Linked DNA regions of Homo sapiens: region 2 is linked to region 1. Evidence: chromatin loops called from intact Hi-C (ENCODE). Cell type or tissue: IMR-90. All regions are shown on one strand. Each heading gives the region's core, and the rest is flanking DNA. Links, peaks and the distances in the headings are about the cores only.

Evidence for each region. Peaks named below come from ENCODE experiments on the same cell type or tissue, not always from the same donor. Only the 100,000 strongest peaks of a DNase experiment are listed, where the experiment ranks them.
Region 2: a loop joins it to region 1, with 3 times the contacts of the local background. A loop is called at or near these places in 3 of 110 quality-filtered maps.

Annotation. Positions count from the first base shown.
Region 1 is chrX:45,186,060-45,188,878 of GRCh38, forward strand. The region is part of intron 2 of DIPK2B (divergent protein kinase domain 2B); the gene reads right to left. Among named protein-coding and RNA genes, the nearest start is that of DIPK2B, 13 kb to the right of the region's middle. In IMR-90, for the core only: a CTCF peak has its summit at 1,033 (motif pointing left); a DNase peak (open chromatin) is centred at 1,052; H3K4me3 peaks cover 662 bases; H3K27ac peaks cover 217 bases.
Region 2 is chrX:46,407,278-46,410,096 of GRCh38, forward strand. No RefSeq gene overlaps it. Among named protein-coding and RNA genes, the nearest start is that of KRABD4, 39 kb to the right of the region's middle. In IMR-90, for the core only: a CTCF peak has its summit at 1,727 (motif pointing left); a DNase peak (open chromatin) is centred at 1,704.

The sequences.
Region 1 (2,819 bases), core at 54-2,553:
GAATTTGGAAATGAGCAGGTTAGTCTCTGACCCATTCCAAGTAACCTCTTTGCCACAAATGTTGAGATAGCAAAGTTTTCATGGTTGTAATCTTAAATAAATTAGATGATTCAAAATCTTAGTTGTTTCAACTCTGAACATTTCCAATTCCATGACTGGAAGGAGAAAATGGGCTGAGAGGGGACTTATCTATTCCATAATGTCTGTCCAGTTGGTTCCCCAAACTCCCACGGGCAACAAACACAGCACTCTGAATACCTCCCAAGGGTCACAGGAACGGGGTCTCATGATTTCAGTGTTGATGTACCTCTGAAGGGGCTCTGTTCCTCCAAGACCATTCAGCCAGAGGATGTGCGCTGATATCCAGGGAATATTGCCTTGTGTGATACTGTGGAGGCATTCTTAGCTGCTTAAATTTCCTTTTCCACTAATAGTCATTTCATCTTTGACTCCAATGTTAGATGTGTGTGAAAATAATACAGCCACCAGTCAGCCTATTTTTTCTTTTTCAGCACCAATATAGTCATGTTCTTTGTTAAAACAAACAAACAAACAAGCAAATGGAAATTTTTTGAAGCATCCTTGACCTAGTAGCCTGTGAGGCATTAAAATATTTACAGTCTGAAAACCAGCTGTGAATCCAACATAAAATTTTCATTTTCATTAAAACACTTTATCACAGGGTGTCTTGTATCAGAACGAATCGAATATGGTCTATCTCCCTCACTGGGGTGTCATCTCCCAGAGTGCAAAGACCTTGTCTTGATACCCTTATGCCCTCCTAGCGCCTAGCACAGGTCCTATAACCATCCCTTACATATTTTTGAGTTACATTTAAACAAAAGTGAATTTCACTTGTTTACTAGTTCATCGGAACCCACATTTAGATTATATAATGAACATGCATTTTGGTTAATTTGCTGATTTCCCTTATTCTATGCATTTTAAAAAATAATGGAAACATAGGAAGTAAAATAGCCAATCATCCTCGTTTAAACAAAGCTGACTGAACACTCTGTACTGCCATCTAGTGGGGGGAAAGGCTCTGCGGCCATCTAGTGTATTCCCGTTTGGAGGAACACACTGCTTAGAACAATGTCAGATCGGATCGTAGTTGAGGGGATGGGAGCGGGACACAGTGGAGGATATGTGTTTTCCCCTGATTAGCCTCCAGCTGCCTAGGGTGGTTGCCTCTTTGCCCTTGGCATAAAAGCAGAGGAAGCCTTCTTTGTGGTTTTGTGAACAAGCACCTTATCATAAACTCTGAGCAGTGTTCTTGGCTGTGTTTCTGTTTGTGGGCTAGTAATTTAGGCTGTGGGATATTCCCATCAGAACAATGCAGCTTTTAGAGGAGAAAAGTCACGATGTTATTAGCATAAGTGCTACACATGCTCGAGGGCGCGCGCGCGCACACACACACACACACACACACACACACACACACACACTGCATCGTTTCACTTTCTTCCTAATTCTTGGTCCTGTCGTCTTCCTTAGCAGCCCTGCCGTAGCTGTACTGCACTGTGGCTCAAGATGCAGTGTCCTTAAATACAAAGCTGCATTTGGCCCTGCAGGAGGGGAGCCCGGGACTCCCTGGCTCAGCCTCTGATGATGACTGCTGGGGCTTTTCATCCAACTTGACTTTATTTATTCATAAGCAGGGCTGACAGTCAAAGTTCTGAGGCCCCTGAACCGGCCAGATCCCTCCTCCCTTTCGTTTACTTTTATTTCTTTGATTTTTTTTCTCCTCTCATCTCTGCCTTGTCAGTTCTCTGAAAAGAGCCCGTGAGCTCCTTGTGGCATCTTTTTCTTCCCCTAAACACACAGCAACACACACAAGCAGATATGCACAATTGAAGGCTCTGGCTTAGATCCCAGTTGGAAAACGGCTCTTGAGGAAATCAGAGAAAAGCCACTTCAGTCACACACAGAGAGAATCCCAGGATACTGGCCTGACAGGTAGGCTGAGCCGACACTGGGCCATTTGGTGTGAGTTGAAGAATGAGGCAAATCTCCCAACCACGCATCCTATAATAGCTCCCCAGTTGGCTCTTGAAACTCCCATATAAATACAGAAAGATCATGATTTCCAAACAAGAAATTAGGACTCATGTCTGATGGGTTATCAGAAAAACGGGGTGGAGCTGTTTGGCCAAATCTGGGATGAATGATCACTCAGAGGTTTCATCTCTTATTCCAGCTGAGATCAAAGACAGAGGCTGCTAACTTAGAACACTATTGAGAAGAATTCTGGGGCCACATCTGGGTTTAGTAGGGGAAGAATGCAAGAATATATTAGGAAGAGCTGAGATAGTCATGCATGAACTAGTGAAAGCATCGCAATATTGGCTTTACATGCAAATGGCTTCTTAGAGGGCTAACAGTGAAATGCCATTAGCTGTTAACTTCCCGGCACAAATTAAATTATGACATTAGCTGCCCATCACAAGGCTCTAAGTGAATGGGTCACAGAATAGGGGAAGTTGTTTCTATGGCTTATTCTTTTTAAAATTGAAGTAAAATTCATATAACATAAAATTAACCATTTAAACCATTTTAAATTATACAATTCAGTGGCTTTTCATACATTCAGAAGACTGTGCAACCATCACCACTATCTAATTCCAGAATCATTTCATCACTCCAGAAAGAAATCCTGTACCCATTAAACAGTCACTCCCAATTCTCCCCTCCCCTCAGCCCTTGGCAACCACTGATTTCCTCTCTGTCTCTATGGATTTGCCTATTCTGGACATTGCCTATAAATTGAATCATATGTGTCTTTTTGTGTTTGGCTTTTTTTTTCACTGAGCACAATG
Region 2 (2,819 bases), core at 200-2,699, 1.2 Mb after region 1:
CTTTGTGGAATGAGCACCAGACTGAGTTCTGGCTTGACTGTTCTCTTTTAAGTGATGCTAGGCGATTTGCTTAATCTTTCTCTGAATTCTAACTCTCCAACTGTAAGGAGAAAGAGAGACAGCGGAGAGAAGAAGGCAGGAAAAACTTTCTCCATTTCTCTTGCTTATCATTGAAGGATTCTGTGAGAATTGACGAATAGTATCCTTAGAACACTGAGAGGCTTCTGGAAGCCATTCACATCTTAATGCCACTAACAGCTGCTGCTGATGTGAAGGCATCTTTCAGAGCCGCACGCATGGAGCTTGGTGCATATCCCCATGGGACCCCACAGTGCCTGGGATATCCACAGAGGTTCATACTACACACTTCCTTCTTCAGCAAGTCCCACTTGTAAATGATGGTTCATTGGTATTCTCTGATGTTCCTTGTGTAGGAGGTAGAAGCTGACTGCTTATTTTTAAAATAATTTCTTAAGAGAGATTAAAAAAAAATCAAAGCATTTTAACTGGGGAAAGGAAGGGAAAGGAAACATCTCATTCAGGGATAAATGAATTGATTCATTTGCTCACTCCACAAACTTTTCTGGAGCAGCTCCAATGTGCCAGAAACTCTGCTGGCCTCTACGGATTCAAGGCCGAATGAGGCAGGGCTCTGAGCACAGGGAGCTTGTGGTTTCATGGGAGAGGAAGATGACCAAGCCTGTGATCCTAACAATGTGCTGAGGATAAGACCATGTGCTTACAAGAGCCCATTTTGGCTATATCTAAACTGTTGTGGGGTTTCTAGAAGAGCATGTCATGAGCTGGATTGGAAAGACATATAGGAATTAGACTGAGAAGAAGGAAAGGGTATTCCAGGCAGAAGGACGAGCATCTGCAAACATAGGCATGAAATAGCTTTCCTACATAGAGAAATGGTAAATGAGATGATGTATGAGGATTGCTTAAGAAAGAGTGGGCATTCAACAAATGTTGAAATGAATAGGCAGGGGGCATCAGTGAGAGGCCTAAAGAGCCAGGCAGCTGGTGGTGCCAGCCTAAGTGCCTCACCTCATCCATGAGGCCCTGATTAGGGCTGATTAGGCTGTTAGGGGAAGAGGGAGGAGGGATGGAGTGGTATACCCAGGATCGCAATCTTGCCACACCTGTGCTCACCTTCCATCCTCAAAATTCCATTTGCAGTTTCTGCTGCAGCACCACACAGGTAAAGAGAAAGTGACTGTGTCGGATATGCTTTTCTCAGAATCACTGATTTGACAAGGTGCTTGTCTCTAAATTCATGACTGTAGAACTGCAGAAAATGTGTAGGACTGCTAGACAATGTGAACACTCTTAGCTAAAGAGATACAGCCTTCCCTGGATACCGTGGTCTGAGATCTTAGAGAATGTGTTTTGGTAAGTTGGAGCAGTTATCTTCCAAAAAACACTAAGGATAACCAACGTTTACTAAGCTATCATTAGATGCCAGGCCCTATGATTGTCAGAGGATATCCTGATAGCTAAGAAATGACCTGTGAGAAACTAGCCATTAGAAACACAAAAAGAGCAAGCCCTTGCCAACTTCTGATTAGCACGTGAGATTTCTTTGTTAGTATTTTAAAGATATTCATTTCCCCCAGTTCGGCAATATGGAAGAGACATTTAGACTAAAGAATAAACGTGGAAAATCTTTTAGCACAAATTTCTGGAGCTCAAGCTTGGAAAAGCAGGTGTCTGCTGCCCCCATGTGGCCACAGTCATCTTTTGCTTTCAGCAGTCACATGAAAGTGCATTTCATACACCAACCACGTAGAAGTGTAAAATTAAGACTTTTGGTGGAAAAGACTACAGTCTTGTGTAAGAGTTTTCTCCTTTTCCATGTCTCCAGGGAAATTCTATGATAAAAACTGAAAAATTAAAAAATTTCTCCGGAACGGCCTAGGAGATCCCAGTGGTAAACTCTGGTTTCTCCTTGTTAAATTGAAGGCCTTTGTCTTGGCATTCTGAACTCCATGAATTTCTGAAATGTACAAACTCTTAAAACAGTTCATTTCCAGGAATTCAGTAAACCAATTCTGGAAGCTATTTCAACTAAAGTCTTATCCATGCGCTGTGACAATTGTGAAGAATTTCAACCAAATTTCAAATTGGTAATTTTCAGGTCTTTTTCAACTATCCTCTCCACCCTACACACACTCCTTAAAAATCTGTCATGTAATAATCTTAGCCAAGCAAATACATTTGTTCTTCTCTACACATAGGCTAACAACTACTCAATCAAATTCTTCCCCCATATTTATTTGCCTTTTCTGGAACATTTACTTTATTCTCTTCACACCACAAATTCCTTCTACTATAAGAAATTTCTACCCAGAAATTAATGTTTTCTGCAAGGAGTTCCCAGACTCCACTCAGAAAACTTTGTCAAGCCAATGATTTCAGCATCTTCCACTTGGAGGAAAAAAAAAAAAAACAGGGACACAAATAGAAAGAGAGAAAGAGAGAGAATGACCAGGAAGCCTTTATTATTTACATATTTGCACATAAACTATTCAGAAGCAAGAATCGCATGTAGTCTTTCTAATTTTGCCTTCTCTTACATTATATATATATATATAATATATATATATTTTTAAAATTATTATTATACTTTAAGTTTTAGGATACATGTGCACAATGTGCAGGTTTGTAACATATGTATACATGTGCCATGTTGGTGTGCTGCACCCATTAACTCGTCATTTAGCATTAGGTATATCTCCCAATGCTATCTCCCTCCCCCCTCCCCCCACCCCACAACAAGCCCCAGTGTGTGATGTTCCCCTTCCTGTGTCCATGTG